Linked DNA regions of Homo sapiens: region 2 is linked to region 1. The links are chromatin loops, found by intact Hi-C in ENCODE. Cell type or tissue: CD4-positive, alpha-beta T cell. All regions are shown on one strand. Each heading gives the region's core, and the rest is flanking DNA. Links, peaks and the distances in the headings are about the cores only. Region 1 has its middle 8.6 kb from the start of FXN. Region 2 holds the start of LOC101927069 (a long non-coding RNA gene).

What was found. Hi-C counts contacts between places; a loop is a spot of excess contacts. Peaks named below come from ENCODE experiments on the same cell type or tissue, not always from the same donor. Only the 100,000 strongest peaks of a DNase experiment are listed, where the experiment ranks them.
Region 2: it touches region 1 in a loop (2.1-fold over the local background); 3 of 110 quality-filtered maps call a loop at or near these places.

Annotation. Positions count from the first base shown.
Region 1 is chr9:69,022,935-69,031,341 of GRCh38, forward strand. No RefSeq gene overlaps it. Among named protein-coding and RNA genes, the nearest start is that of FXN, 8.6 kb to the right of the region's middle. In CD4-positive, alpha-beta T cell, for the core only: CTCF peaks have their summits at 4,927 and 5,132; DNase peaks (open chromatin) are centred at 4,887 and 6,047.
Region 2 is chr9:68,974,066-68,982,472 of GRCh38, forward strand. All of the region lies in intron 14 of PIP5K1B (phosphatidylinositol-4-phosphate 5-kinase type 1 beta), which reads left to right. It overlaps LOC101927069 (a long non-coding RNA gene), which reads right to left and starts at 1,776. Exons shown (of 3, transcript NR_110647.1): 1 at 1,599-1,776. In CD4-positive, alpha-beta T cell, for the core only: no CTCF peak of the experiment used is centred there; a DNase peak (open chromatin) is centred at 4,176; H3K4me3 peaks cover 674 bases; H3K27ac peaks cover 294 bases.

The DNA of each region.
Region 1 (8,407 bases), core at 362-8,361:
ATCCCAGCACTTTGGGAGGCTGAGGTGGGTGGATCACAGGTTCAGGAGATCGAGACCATCCTGGCTAACACGGTGAAACCCCGTTTCTACGAAAAATACAAAAACAAAACAAAACAAAAAAAACTTAGCCAGGCGTGGTGGCGGTCCACTCCCAGCTACTTAGGAGGCTGAGGCAGGAGAATGGCGTGAACCCGGGAGGCAGAGCTTGCAGTGAGCCAGTGAGCCGAGATGGCGCCACTGCACTCCAGCCTGGGCAACAGAGCGAGACTCTGTCTCAAAAAAAAAAAAACAAGCTGTAACCCAACCATCTTGGGCACATATTCTCAGGACCTTTTGAGACTGTGCCTTCGGGCCATGTTCACTCATATTTGCCTCAGAATAAAACTCTTTAAATATTTTATAGAGTTTGGCTTTTTTCCTTGACAGGTTGATGAGTAAGTGGGTGGAAGAACAGAGTGGGTGAACAGAGCAAACATGATAAATGGAAGAAAGGACCTGAGGTTAAGGAACTGGAGATTGTAATCAGAAAGCAGGATCCTATAGTTGAAGATATCTGAGAAAGAACAATTTAAAATGGCAATAAAGTCCAAAGTACAGATACGAATATCAGCTGGGGTCCAGCCTCACAAACAAAACCTAGGTCCGGCAATTCACAGAGATAATCTAATGCAGGGAATTTGTTGCAAAGGTGATGGAAGGACTGAAAGAGCTACCAGGGAGAATTAGACAAACTCAAAATTAAGAAATGCAGAAAAGTTGCATTTACCATAACTACGCATAGAGGAACAGAAGGAAAAAGGTGTTAACACAGCCCCGGAGCTGAGACTGAAACCACAGTGGTCTGTCCAGCAAGAGGCGGAGCCATGGAGGAAACCCAATCACTGCTGGAAATGGTGCCTGAAGGGAATGGCGGGAGGAGAAAAGGAGGGCAGAAATACCTGCCTCCTCTCTGCCACCCACCTGCCAGTCTCCCACAGGCGCCTCTCGTTGGCTGAACCTCTCTTGAAACAAATTGGCAAAGCAGTTTAGGAAACGTAATTTGCATGGATCAGGTTTCCTTGAAAGAAACAGATGAGGAGAAGAGAATGGATGTAACAGCAAATAGGCAAACAAGCAACCCAAGATGAGAATGGCTTGCTGAAGCTTTATGAGAAGTGAAAAGTGGATTCCAGGAACTGTGAAATGGTGAAATGGCATATGCCATCCCTGTGGATACTGTAATCACTATTTGATGCCCCAGAGGGGAAAGGGAGAAAGGACTGTGGCCAGAGCCAAGGAACTCAATGAATGTCAATGTTTAGGAATGACTGAAGGACAAGAGATGAAATGAAAGGAAAAGGGTGTTAGTGTTATGTCCCAAGCCTGGTCTGGAAAGAGCAAGGGAGAGGTAGAATAGCAGCACAGTTAAAAGGCCCAAGTTTGAGTCCCAGCTTGGACACTTATTAGCTGGAGGATTTGGAAAGGTGAATTAGCCTCTGAGCCTTGGTGTATAAAATGGAGATAATAATAGTACCCTCAGTAAGGCTATTAGAGTTAAACAAGAGTGTATATAAAGCACTTCCCACAGTGCCTAACAACAGCAATCATAGCAGAGCACATTCAATCTACATTCTCAACTCTAGGGCATGAGAAAAAGGCTTTCTCCAAGGTTCTCGCTCAGGGTTCCTCGTGAGGTTGTAGTCAGCTGTCAGTCAGAGCTGCAGTCATCTGAGGCAAGAGGACCCACTTCCAGCTCACTCATGTGGTTGCTGGCAAGCCTCACGTCCTTGCTGGCTTTGGGCTGTGTACTGGAGGTCCTCACCAGGGGCCTCTCCATAGATTCTGACAGCATGGCAACCAGCTCCCACATAGCAAGTGATCTGAGAGAGAGAGAGAGAGAGCCGCAGTCATCTATAACCTGATCTTAGACAGGAGAGACTATCAGCTGGGTCATCTACTACTGGTCACACAGACCAACCCTGGTACACTGTGGGAGGGACTACACAAGGGATGGAATCCCAAGAGGTGAGGGACCTTTTGGAAGCTGGCTACTACACCTCTTCTCCCTCTTCCTTGTTTTTTCTCCATACCGCTGATGACCAGCTAACACATTGTTTTTTGAGACACGGCCTCACTCTGTTGTCCAGGCTGGAGTAGCAGTGGCACCATCACAGTTCATCATAGCCTTGACCTCCCAGGCTCAAGTGATCCTCCCACCTCAGCCTCCTGAGTAGCTGGGACTACAGGCACATGCCACTAAGCCTGGCTAATTTTTTATTTTTTATAGAGATATATGTTGCCCAGGCTGGTCTTGAACTCCTGAGCTCAAGTGATCCTTCTGCCTCAGCCTCCCAAAGTGCTGAGATTGCAGGTGTGAGGCACCCGGCTTCTAACACATTGTTTACCTTATTTTGTTATCATCAGTGTCCCTACAATAGAACATAAGAAGCAAGGGATGTTTGCCTGTCTTGTTCACTGCTGTATAATCGGCACCTAGAACAGTGCCTGACACACAGTAGGGCTTCATTAATATTTGTTAAATGGTGAGTGATGTGCCACCATAAGAAATTAGCCTGGGCCAGGTGTGATGTCTCACGCCTGTAATCCTAACACTTTAGGAGGCTGAGGTGGGTGGATCACCTGAGGTCAGGAGTTCGAGACCAGCCTGGCTAATATGGTGAAACCCTGTCTCTACTAAAAATACAAAAAATTAGCTGGGTGTGGTAGCGGGCACCCATAGTCTCAGCTACTCGGGAGGCTGAGGCAGGAGACTCGCTTGAACCCGGGAGATGGAGGTTGCCATGAGCTGAGATCGCACCATTGCACTCCAGCCTGGGCAACAAGAGTGAAACTTCATCTCAAAAAAAAAAAAAAAATTAGCCTGAGTTCTCTCAGAATATCATAGCATAAGTCCTGTTCCCACTTTCTAAAAACGTTTGTACTTGATTCTCACAATCTAGGAGGAAAACATGGCAGTGTTTGTATCCCCATTTCATCCATGAGGAAACTAAAATCCAGGGAAGTTCAGGTCTTCTTGCCCAGGGTCGACCAATGGTATGGTGGGTCTAGGACAGGTGGCCCTTTCTTTTGCATACAGCCTCCCCCTGATGCCCCATAACTCCCACCTCATCCCACCGGGTGCCCTGCTGCCTGGTGCAGCATTTAGCATTACTGGCAAGTCACAATCATCACAGATGAGCGAAGTTCATAGAGCTTTCATTCAGCGAAGCCAGGCAGGATGGGATGAAAGAGGGGAGCCAAGAAGCCTGGAGAGAAGACACCATGTGAATGCTCTGGCCTGATTCTCCTTTCCCTGCAACCAGTGACTCTCCACTATGCAACAGTGTCAGGCTCAGAGACTCAAGCCCAGTCTGCCTGTTAGTGTTCTATAATAAGCAGGGAATGGGTCAGGCATGGTGGCTCACACCTGTAATCCTATCACTTTGGGAGGCTGAGGTGGGTGGATCTCCTGAGGTCCGGAGTTCGAGACCAGGCTGGCGAACATGGCAAAACCCTGTCTCTTCTAAAAATTCAAAAATCAGCCAGGCGTGGTGGCGTGCACCTGTAATCCCAGCTACTCAGGAGGCTGAGGCAAGAGAATTGCTTGAACCTAGGGGGCGGAGGTTGCAGTGAGCCAAGATCGCACCACTTCACTCCAGCCTAGGTGAAACAGCAAAACTCCAACTCAAAAAAAAAAAAAAAAGCAGGGAATGGAGAGCAAGCAATTATCCCCCACAGATGGGAGACGGCTGTGCCCCCGCCTTAGACTGAATCACTCTGAAACCCCAAAATAACCCTTTCCAGAGTCCCAGGCCCCCAGACATAGACGTTCTCTGTTGGACAATGCAGTCCCACAGACGGATCTAGGCTGTTCTTAAAGTGGTTTTCCAAGTAAAGGCACTTGTCTCCCCGTGAGGCGAGGGCCATCAAAGCTCCTTTTCCCTCAACGCCTACCAAGCCACAACCTATTTTAACAACACACACATAAATTAGCTCAGTTCATCAACAAGATCACCTCTGAATAGTAGATGTAGAAGGTTGAAGGATAGCAACAAAGATGCTAGTTATACTTTCACGTGGAATTCCTGACCCTATATTCTGGTACCATATTGCCTAAGGCAAGAGACAAGGCAAGACGGGTTCCTCCAGCAAGGGGCACATCAGGTCCCTGAGCACTGGAAGAAAGTAGTGATGGTGTTGATACTTGCATCAGGTCAGAGGCAGAGAAGAGAACTGGCCTGCAGTGATGGCCAAGGGTGAAGGTAGGGGTACTGGCTCCCCTCTTCTCCCCTAACTCTTGTCAAGGCCACCCACTCCTCTGTCCTGCCTAGAATGTGAAGGGAGGCACCCAGCTCAGCTGCAGGGTCCTGACTTCCCGGTGATCTGCACTAGCCTGCAGTCCCCTGAAAGCCCAGACCTGGATGTGTGTGCCTGGCCACCAAAGTGGCCCCGGGGTGCCCTCTGTGACCACAGGTGTATAAACATGCCTCTTAAAAGACACCATGACCAACCATGAGGCCAAGTGTGGGGCTAGCATTCGCTGATGTCTGTGTTTTGCACATACTAATTCACTTCATCCTCATGGAAATCTCTGAGGTAAAGAAGTATTTGCTTTAATTTACAGATGAAGAAACTGAAACTCAGGTTAAAAATAGACCAAGGACACACAGGTAGTTGAGGGGCAGAGCAGGGATTTGAACACTGTTATGAAAATTATCTAAAACTTGGAAGTAAGGCAAAAAGATTGCTTTGAATATTTAATTCAAAGTTAGACCAGAATAGTGGTTCTCAACCAGGGGCAATTTTACTCCTTAGGGGACCTTTTCACAATGTCTGGAGACATTTTTGATTGTCACTATTGAATGGGAGAGCAGATACTACTGCCATCTAGTGGGTGGAGACCAAGAATGCTGCTAAACCACCTTACAATGCATGGGACAACCACCACGACAGAGTTAGCCATGTGTTGCTTAACAACAGGGATACATTCTGGGAAATGCATCATTAGGTGATTTTGTGATCTTGCGAACATCATAGAGTGTACTTACACAAAGCTAGATGGTCTAGCCTACTATACGCCTAGGCTATACAGTCTAGCCTACTGCTCCTAGGCTATAAACCTGTACAGCATGTTACCATACTGAATACTATAGTCAATTGTACTACAGTAGTTAAGTATTTATGTATCTAACATATCTAAGCACAGAGAAAGTACAGTAAAAAAATATAATCTTAGGGGACCATTATCACATATGTGGTCCATCACTGACTGAAACAGCATTATGCAGCACATGACTATAATCAGTAGAAACATCAGTAAATAGTCACCATTGAGAAACTCTGTTCCAGCACAGTGTGACTATGCTCGACTTATTATTTGCCATTAATTAGGTCTCAAGGATGTCAATTTTTAGAAGACAATAAACAAAAAAATTAAAATAAAAAAATAAACAGCAAGCACAGTAGCTGATGCTTTTAATCCCAAAACTTTGGGAGGCCAAGGCAGCCTGGCCAACATGATGAAACCTCGTCTCTACTAAAAATACAAATATTAGCCAGGCTTGGTGGCACATGCCTGTAATCTCAGCTACTCAGGAGGCTAAGGCAGAAGAATTGCTTGAACCTGGGAGGCGGAGGTTGCAGTGAGCCGAGATCACGCCATTGCACTCCAGCCTGGGTGACAAAACTCCGTCTCAAAATAAATAAATAAACAAAAGAGAAAAGAATGTCAGCTTGTAGAAAACTGGTAAGATGCAAATGACTCTTGTCTAAGAAAGTAACCCCAAAGACTATAGTTTTATAGACCTGAAGGACACTACCCAGTTGTGTATCTCACTTAGCAATCTTACGCCAGAATGCTCTTTTTATCACTGACTATTATAGATCAGTTTCTTCCAGCTTCCTTTAAACCAGTTTGCCTTCCTGCTGGCTCCCTCTTGTATTTTGCTAGGGCTGCCATAACAAAATACCACAGACTGGCTGGCTTAAACCACAGAAATCTATTTTCTCAGAGTTCTGGATAATGGAAGTTCAAGATCAAGGTGCTGGCAGGGTTGGTTTCCTCTGAGGCCTCTCCCTGTGGCTTGCAGGGGGCCGCCCTCTTGCTGCCTCTTCCTGTGGTCTTTTCTCTGTGCACATGTGTTCCTGGTGTTTCTTTCTCATTTTATAAAGACACCACTCCTTTCACATTAGGACCTACACTTGAGACCTCATTTAACCTTAATTACTTTTTTTTTTTTTGAGACGGAGTCTTGCTCTGTCGCCAGACTGGAGTGCAGTGGCGCGATCTCAGCTCACTGCAACCTCCGCCTCCTGGGTTCAAGTGATTCTACTGCCTCAGCCTCCTGAGTAGCTGGGATTACAGGCATCCGCCACCATGCCCAGCTAATTTTTTTTTTCTTTGTATTTTTAGTTGAGACGGGGTTTCACCATGTTGGCCAGGCTGGTCTCGAACTCCTGACCTCAAGTGATCCACCTGCCTCGGCCTCCCAAAGTGCTGGGATTACAGGCATGAGCCACCATGCCTGGCCAACCTTAATTACTTCTTTAAAGGCTTTATCTCCAAATATAGTCATATTCTGAGTGTCCTGGCAGTTAAAATTTCAACCTATGGACTTTGGGAGAACACACTTCAGTACCTAAAACTCCACTAATTATTTAATCTTTGATGCATGCTCACTACAAATTTGCATGAGAATTGTTTTTAACTTTTTGAAAATTATGCTTTGCAAATACATTTGTCTAAGCCCACAAAGTCTACTTGTTTCTACTATACTATACTTCTTGCATGCTGGACAGATAGAGCCAATTCACTGAGACAGCAGTATTGCAGTAAAGAAACAGTTTAATTAAGGCAAGGGCTGGCCACATGAAAGACAAGAGTTCATTATTCAAATCAGTTTCTCTGAGAACTCAGAGGCTAGGGTTTTTATGGATAAGTTGGCAGGCAGGGAGTTAGGGAATGGGTGCTGCTGATTGGGGATAAAAGCATGGCAAACAATCCTCATGTGCTGAGTCCACCATAGGGTGGGGGCCACAGGACTGGCTGAGTCATGAGTCGTGAGTCCAAGTGAAGTCAGTTGGTGCCCAGAATGCACAGTTCTGAAAATCATCTCAAAAGACGAATCTTGGGTTCTACAATAGTGATGTTATTTACAAGAGCAAACGGGGAAGTCACAAATCTTGTGACCTCCAGCATAGATTATAGAAAGGCAAGCTATTCCTACATCTTAGCAGAATTCAGACCCCTCCCATAATCCTAATCTTGTGGCCTTTCATTAGTTTTACAAAGGCAGTTTCAGTCCCCGAAAAAGGAGGGGCTCAGTTTTAGGGAGGGACTATTATCATTCTTGCTTCAAAGTGAAACTATACACTAAATTCCTCCCACAGTTAGCTTGGCGTGGCCTTTGTTATATGCCCAGGAATAAGTGAGGACAGCCAGCCTATGAGACTAGAAGCAAGATGGAGTCAGCCAAGCTAAATTTCTCTCACTGTCATAACCTTTACAAAGGTGGTTTCATTAGGCATATTAATGCAAATTCCTTAGTTAAAACAAGAATGACTCTCTAAAGGCTATATTTCAGATACATCACATGCTTCTTTCCTCTTGTCCCCTCAACAGTAAGCAAGAAGAGTATTTTTGTACAAGAGAGAGGCCTCTGCCTGAAGCTCCCTTAATCTGTCAGATCACAGATCAAAAGCTATCACACACTGCCCAAGGGACCCTAAAGGGAGCCACTCTCAGAAAATAAATCCAAACCTCCTTTTTTCTGGCCACTGAAACGTTCAATAATTAGTTCATTATCTACATCATTCACATGTTTAATATTTATTGACTTTGGAATTATTGATTACTTTGCTGAGTATCTTATGAATTTAATCTATATTAATATTAAGGTGATGTATCAAATTGCATTCCAGAGTGTGGATTTGACTCTAGTGCCATAATCAGTCTCCTGGGACAAACAGCTGTTTCTCTTCCCTCATTATAGAAAAAAATTGCCCTTGGCAAATGTCAAAGAACATCCTTTTATCAATCTCTCTTACCAATCAATCCAAGCAAATGCAGTGGGATTTCTTTTCCCCAGAGTTGAAGTCACCTCCTGACAGGAAGTTAAGTCTTTAGGCACTGAATCATAGCACTGAGCTGAAGCCCAGGACTAAGCAAGAATGAGTGAGAATTTGGAGACTTAAGGTTTGGTCATCTGTAGAGGATTGGGTTTTGTCTTGTTTTGTTTTTGTTTTGGTGTCCTGCAAGGTTTCTCACTGCCCTTCATCAGGTAATATGCCCTGTCCCTGAACTGGCCAATTGTGTTACCCCATTCCCTTAGCAACAGTGATTGCTACTGAAGAAACAGGAGGCCAACAAAGAATATCACTCATTCACCAGTAGAGTGTCTATGTCAGAGATATTAGATAAACAGGAAAA
Region 2 (8,407 bases), core at 323-8,322, 49 kb before region 1:
CACCCTGTTGCCCAGGCTGGTTTCAAACTCCTGGACTCAAGAAATCCTCCCATCTCGGCCTCCCAAAGTGCTGGGATTACAGGTGTGAGTCACCACACCCAGCCTTCCTCTTCATTCTTGCTAAGATGGATCATTCTGGTCCTCAGTCATTCTTAGAAGCATACTATGCCATTTCTAGACTGCACATCTCACTGCTTTACCATTTCTCTAAGCCAGCATTTCTTAAAGTATAGGCTCTAGAATCACCTGCTTCAGAAACAAGTTGTTTAAAATGCAGCTTCCTGTTGTCAATTCTAATGCACATTAAAGCTTGAGAACCACTATTTAAGCAATTGGAGTGTTACTAATGTCAGATTCTAACACGCCTAGCCTTGATCCTTAACTTATAGGAAGGGTTTGGGTATATAAAAGAACCACTGCCAGAGATTACTAAAGCTGTACCATGATTTAGAAACCAGAACAAGTATGTCTATCCCTAAACTGCTTACGTTCCTAGTGACTCAGGACAGGTGTCGACCTGTATAGCAGAGACCAGTAGCTTCTGTGACATTTTCTGATTAGTCAGATCAGAACTTGTAATTCGTTTGGTGTCAGCCTAGCCACGAATGAGAGAACTTTCCTGTCATTCTGCACCTCTTTGAAGCTAGCAAGGACAGAAAGTCAATTCTGCTTATGATTTTCCAATAGCTCTGAACAGTTATAATTACAGTGTACATCTGTGAGAGCGAAGCTGCTTTTCTAATCTGTTTTCATATTATTTTTTCAGCAGCTTCTGCAGACCTAATAGTAATTTGGGTTTTGACTGAAGGATACCACTTACATGCTGAGGGTGCTCATTTCAACCCTGTGTGTTTTTAGCACATTGACATGGTGACAACCTGAGTAGAGTCTGAAAGCTAAGGCACAAACACTATCTAGCAATTCCTGGTCACTAATAAAGGTTTAAAAAATGTTTGTTGGATTTTACTGAAGAAGGGCCTTGCTTTTTGTTCTGGGTTTTTGTTTGTTAGGTTGGCTGGTTTTGAGACAGTTTTGCTGTGTCACCCAGGCTGGAGTGCAGTGGCACGATCACAGCTCGCTGCAGCCTCAGCCTTGTGAACTCAAGCAGCCCTCCCACCCCAGCCTCCCAAGTGGCTGGGACTATAGGTGTGTGCCAGCATGCCCAGCTAATGTTTATATTTTTTGTAGAGACAGGGTTTCGCCATTTTCCCCAGGCTGGTCTCAAACTCCTGGACTCAAATAATCTACCTGCCTTAGCCTCCCAAAGTGCTGGGATTACAGGCATGAGCCACTGCACCCAGCCACGTCTTACTTTTTAAAGACAGAAAATGTAGTGTTTAGCAAGAAATATGAATTGTACTTTTTTTCAGTTGCCTAAAATATAAACTTCCTAAAAGTTAAGGTGTTTATTTATGAATGCATGTCAGTGAGAAGTTCTTTTTTCCCAAGGTGGTGTTATGGAGGGAAAGTCAGTGAGTCAGCCTATTTGCCGAGGCCAGCTTGTCCTTCAGGCATTTATACCACCAGTATTAGTTTGCTAAGCTGCCCTTACAAAGTACCATGAACTGGATGGCTTAAACAACAGAAATTTGTCTCACCGTTCTGGAGGCCAGGAGTTTGAAATCCAGGTATCAGCAGGGTTTTCCCTCTGAGGTTGTGAAGAAGAATCTGTTCCATACCTCTCTGCTAGCTTCTGGTGGTGTGCTGGCCGTCTTTGACATTCCTTGGCTTGTAAATCTCTGCCTTTATCTTCCATGGAGCTTTCCTTGTGTATTTGTGTCTCTATGTCCAAACTTCCCCTTTTTATAAGAACACCAGTCATACCGAAGTAGGACACACCCTATTCCACTATGACCTCATCTTAACTAATTATGTCTGCAACAAACTCATTCCCAAATAGGGTCACATTCTGAGGTACTGGGGGCTAGGACTTAAACATATGAATTTTAGGGAGATGCAATTCAACCCATAACAACATGGCTCTGAATAAAGCTTTGTTTTTCTGAGTAATTTTTGTTTGTTTGAATCTGACAGCAGCAAGTATAGAGATTGCAGAGTATCTGGCAGCAAACCACTATCCATGGGAATTATGCCATTGAGGTGTAGTACAGAGAAATAATAGTGCTTAGGCCAGGAATTGTTTCCTGTTCACTGTGTCTTAAACCTTTATTGGTTCCATTAGCTTACACAGCAAAAGGCATTTCCAATTCAGCATATTTTATTTCCAGTATGCCACTCTGATCTCAAACTTTAGTTAGAGAAGACCAACTAAGGCTAAGAATCAAAACTTTTGGAAGCTAGCAAGACCTGATCAAATCCAAACTCCTGATTTTTACAGAGAAGGGAACTGTGGAGTACAGGAAAATTCAATGTCTTACCCAAATACAGTACTCACAGCTACTTAGTGCCATGTTGCTACCACAACCCCACTACCCTGCCTCTTGCTGTAGCTCCTTCTTTCACATATTGTACTGCTCCTCTGAGCCACAGGGGCCATCGGTGCCCTATGACAGTGGTCCCCAACCCTTTTGGCACCAGGGACCAGTTTTGTGGAAGACAATTTTTCCATGGATTGGACGGCAGAGTAGGGATGGTTTCAGAATGAAACTGTTCTGCCTCAGATCATCAGGCATTAGATTCTCATGAGAAACACAAAACCTAGATCCCTCTCATGAGCAGTTCACAATGGAGTTCATGCTCCTTTGAGAATCTAATGCCACCACTGATTACTGCCTAAGGCAGAGCTTAGGCAGTAATGCTCACTCACCCACCACTCACCTCCTGCTGTGCGGCCTGGTTCCTAGCGGGCCACAGACCAGTAACAGTCTATGGCCTGGGGGTTGGGGACCCCTGCCCTATGATTCAAAAGGTCCCAATTCCTGTTGCCTTCATGGTGCTTTTCTCTAGCTAGAGAACACAGTCAACCCTGTTTTCAATGTGTGCTGTCTACCTGGGAATGTTTCATGGATGGCCCATACTGCCATTTTTTAAATCTACCTAAGCCTCACCTCTGGGATCTACCTAAATATATTCTCTCTTAATTCCATGGATATGAGCTCTAGGAAGGGAACTAATTATAATGTTAGACTCTGCCACATATGAACAGTAAAACACATTGTCCTAGAGAGCAGAAGCCATCCAGTATTGTGAAGCTTAATAGAAATTACTTTGATGGGCCTAGCATGGTGGCTCACGGCTGTAATCCCAGCACTTTGGGAGGCCAAGGCGAGCAGATCACCTGAGGTTGGGAGTTGGAGACTAGCCTGGCCAACCTGGGGAAATCCCATCTCTACTAAAAATATAAAAAATTAGCCAGGTGTGGTGGTGCTTGCCTGTAATCCCAGCTACCTGGGAGGCTGAGGCACAAACATCGCTTGAACCCGGGAGGCAGAGGTTGCAGTGAGCTGAGATTGGGCTACTGCACTCCAGCCTGGGTGATAGAGCAAGACTTTGTCTCAAAAAAAGAAAGAGAAATTACTTTGATGGTGAAGGTTTTTATTTTGGTTTGCTGTTGTTGTTGTCTTGGATGTTATTTTGGTGGCGTATTTTTTTGCATTTATATATTTCATAATCATATAATTATTGGCTTCTTTTTTTTTTTTTTTTCGAGACGGAGTCTCGCTCTGTTGTCCAGGCTGGGGTACAGTGGCATGGTCTCGGCTCACTGGAACCTCTGCCTCCCAGGTTGAAGCGATTCTCCTGCCTCAGCCTCCCGAGTAGCTGGGATTACAGGTGTGTACCACCACACCCAGCTAATTTTTTGTATTTTTAGTAGAGATGTGGTTTCACCCCAGGCTGGTCTCGAACTCCTGACCTTGTGATCCACCCACCTTGGCCTCCCAAAGTGCTGGGATTACAGGCGTGAGCCACCGCGCCTGGCCTATTGGCTTCTTTTTAACATTTATTATTAATATATATCTCCTCAACTTTTGGGGGTTTTTAGGGTTTTTCCCCAGCTTTATTGAGGTATACTTAACAAATAAAAATTATATATATTTAAGGTGATACATTGTAAAATGATTACCACATCAAGCCAATTAACATATCTATCACCTCACGTGGTTATATCTTTTGTGTGGTGAGAACCCTTAAGATCAACTCTTCTAGCAAATCTCAAGTACACAATACGTGATTATTAACTATGGTCACCACACTGTGCCTCAGATCTCCAGAACTTCCTCATCTGGCATACATTTTGGCCAACACCTCCTCACTTCCTCTTCTTTCCACCAGTAACTATCATTCTAGTCTCTGCTTTTATGAGTTCAGCTTTCTTAGATTTTACAAATGAGTTCATGCAGTGTTTGGCTTTTTGCGTCTGGCGTATTTCATTTAGCATAATGTCCTCCAGGTTCATCCATGTTATTGCAAATGGCAGAATTTCCTTCTTTTTTAAGGATGAATACTCTTCCTTTGTATATGTATACCACATTTGCTTTAACCATTCATCAGATAAGGCACACTTAGGTTGTTGCCCCAACTTTTTGGGAAGCTCCCTAAGTTGGTGTTCTGACCATGTCTGCTTACTTTTTGGTTTAAGCCCAGCACTTGGAATGAAGTAGGCACTCAGTATACATTTGAATGGATGATTGGTAGTTTTGTAGGGAGAAAAGCAGATACTGTTTATTATGCTGACAGTTCATTATTAAAGTAAAATTTATATATAGTAAAAATGCAGAAATCTTTGTAGTTCCATAAATTTTGAAAAATATGTACCCAAGTTACCATCACCCAGATCAAGATAAAGAACATTCCCCCATCCCACCAGCAAGTTCCCTTCTGCCCCTTCTTAGACGTGACCCGAAGGGCTTTTCTCCTTCGTTTTTTCCTGGAAGCTTTCTACGTTTAACTTTCACATTTTGTCGGTGATCCATCTCAAATTAATTTCTGTATATGATATGAGTAGGGGTGTCGAAGGTTTCTGTTGTTGTGCTTTAACAACTATTCCTTGTTCCTTTGATGAAATCAAATAATCAAGACTTGTATATAGAAATAGATTTGTCATTGGGAAATGGATCTCTGTATCTCTTTTTCTCTTTTATAATTGAACCATGGTTGCTGGGGATAACTTAGAAACACAGGAAAGGGCTAATTTTCTGCAGTGATTGGATGGCTCAAGGCAATATGTGTAGGACAGGTTACTCCAGTCAGACCTACGTTCAAATCCAAATGCCACCAGAGGTGAGACAAGATAGTCTTAATACTCAAATGTACAAAATAAATAGCCAGAGACCTCACCTAACAGGGTTCTTTTTAATGAGTAAATGAAATAACATGTGTAATACAGTCATCACAGTATAAACATCACAGTCAACGATGCCTGCTAGCTTTACACCTGTGCTTGTGTGTGTACATGTTGGGGTATGATATTGGAAAGAAAAACAAATCTCATAGCGATATACGGTGAAAAAGGTCCCTGAACTTGGATGAGGGTTCCTCTTTAAAAAGGAGGAACCCTTTTTATATTTATATCCTATCACACACAGAGTCACTCCCCTCAAAGGGAGAGGAGGCCCTCTTCTCACCTCTGAGGCTGCTCATGGCAGGAGCTCAGTCACTGCCAGTTCTCTGAGCCATTGTGGCTTCTGTCCTCACAATGAATAAACCTGGAAACACACTGTTTGAGTCTCTTCCTGCCTATGGGTTCTAAGTGCTGCTGTCTGAGCTGTGCCTGCAGCAGGCTTCCTGCTTCTGGTGCTCACTGCGGGGAGGGGAGCCATCGGTTGATACCAGGAGAGAGCCTGCTGCTCTGCTGCCTTCATTAGAAACAGGCAGTCTCCTTGTCTAAAAATAGCAAAAGTGGGAGAGTGGGGAAGAGCAGCAGCCATGCTCAGGGCTGAAAGTGAGAAAGGCAGAAACAAGCAGATCTCTGAAAGCCTCCTGTATGGTGGCAGGCGGCTAAGCATTCTGGGTGCAGTGACTGTGGTCAAAGCTTTTCTACTTCCCTGGGTCCGTGTTGGGGGGTTTTGTAGATGTGTCCACACACTCAGCCAAGGGCTGAGCATGAAGGAGCCGCTCTGTCCTGGCAGGAGCATGAGATGTGCCACACGCTGATACTGTCCAGGCTGCAGCAGGAGCGCTAGTGCTAGTGCTTGAGAATTTCCACACCCTGTAGTATCCTCACCCACTCCCTGCCCCAACCAAAGGTGAGCTTTTTCCCAGTGGGGCACAAGGTGTTGGTTTGACCATCACTTCAGAAGCGCCTGGGTCACGCTGGAATGGGCTTGCCCTTAAGCAGAGTGTGGCTCTGGTACTAAACAAGTCTTTGCAGCCATTAAGTGAGACCAGGCTGTATTTGTGGGTGTTCTCTGCAGGTAGAGCTTTCCTGTCTACATTTGTTATCAGTTAATGTTCTGGTAGCTAAACTAAGAGCAGAAAAGGAATTCTTTCCAAGGTCTTACGATAAATCTGTCTATGCAAGCAGACCTCATCAAAGCCCCATGAAAACAGGCAGAGTCTCAGAGGTAAGAGTCCTGTTGATACTCCTGTTTGCTTATCCCAAAGAGCTTTACCCTCTCTTGGCCTTTCTTTCTCTTGTACTATCCAAACTGATCCTCTTGCTGGCCTTGTGAGATGGGCTGGGCATCTTTCCCACCCACAGATGAGGAACCAGGAGCTCAGTGTCATAACTTGCCCAGCATTGTAACCAGTAATCAGAGACGCAGAGCTTGTATCAAGGCCTCTGCCCTTCGCCTGGATATTCTCTGAGGTTTCTTCCCCACATGACAGTTTCTGAAGGGCAAAAACCTCCTAACATGAAGCAGCCTAAAATGTGGCATGAATTTAAGCAAACTTAGGGGGCAAAAAAAAGACTCCATTTAACTTTGATTTGGGAAACATTTTTCTTTGCATGACCCAGCAATTATGACTCTGAACCCAGAGAGGGAAATATAACCCTAACTCACTGTTGGCCAGGCAGTATACAATATTTATATAGTCACAATACTATAAACTCTATGTGTCAATTTTCTAATTTTAGAGCCAATCTGTGGACAAAGAGGGAGCAATTTTGTTATAGCTGCAAGATAGGATATAAATATGAACAGCCCTGACAAAGTAGAGATAAAAGTTGTTCGGTGTTTTTTAAGTGTGTCTAATATAAAGTGAGAGGGGAAAGCAGGGACAAAGATGAAATAATGTGGGGAGTTAAAGGATACGGTGTGTGGTTGATGGAATAAAAAAGCTCACTAGGTATGTTATTTACAGTTACAAAATAAAATATAAATAGCAAATGTTGGAAGAAGACACAGGGTAGAAGAGGGTAAATGTCCCTCATAGTGAATCAATGGATGCTACCTTAGGTTAAGAATCTTTTAACCCCTGATTCATCAAAAGACATGAAGGGAATCGCCAGAAAATATTAAAAGAGAAATCCCAAAAAGGGCTGCTGCCCCTAGGGAATGGCGGAGGGTGGGGGTGGGGAGGGCAGGAGGTTGTTGCTTTTCATCAGAAGTCATCTGTGTTGTGTGCTTTATTATGATGTTTATTACTTCGATTAAAACAAATTGAGGCAGTGAGAGAATGACTTTTAAAAGACAAAAACTGTGGATAGTACCATATGTTCCCTCAACAAATGCTCTCATGAGAATTAGCTATAAAACACTCATTAGGTCTGCAAACAGAAATCAGAGTGTTCCAGGCTATAAAATTATCAATGACTGTTTTCAGCAGTCCAGCCAGGCTAATGCTCTCCAATGAAGCCAAACTAATGTTGCTGATAACCAAAAGAATCTTTTTTTTTTTTTCTGTAAATGACAGAGGCCTGTGTGGCATCAGGGTGCCATTAACGTTTTCTCCTAGAGAGACAGCCAGGAAGAAAAATCGCTCCTCCTGTACTGCTCTCACCTGTGAGAAGTTTATGACTTGTTCGGAGAGCAGAGCACAGAGCCCGGGAAGAGTACTGGCAGTTTCTGTGTTTTTACAAGGGAAGAACATAGCTGAGTAGATTAACAGTTTCCTGTGTGGCTTGTTGCAAATTACATGCAATTAGCCCTCAGACAGCCTGAATCGAGAGAATTGTGGCAAAACTTGATGGTGCAGAACCTAGGCAGGCAGCCAGACTCCTAAACCCAGTCACGTAAATTTGCTGCTGTAACTGGATCTTCCCAAGCCACAAGTCTGAGAAATGGTGGGCACTCTGACCTGACCACTAGATTTTCAGGATATTCCTCCTAAGAGAGGTATCCTTGCTTCTAAGTGACCCCTAAAACAGAACCTAGGAAACTCTCAGCCAGATAAATTAGAAATTGATTCTAAATAGGCTTGTGCCCAGGAAATCAACAATGCAGTAAAAATATCAGGACAAAAGCAAGAATACTTCCCAAAGTCAGAACTGAGGAGCAATGAATATTAAATTGATCAATGGCATAGACATTTAAATGAAAATCCTTTTTTTAAATGTATATTA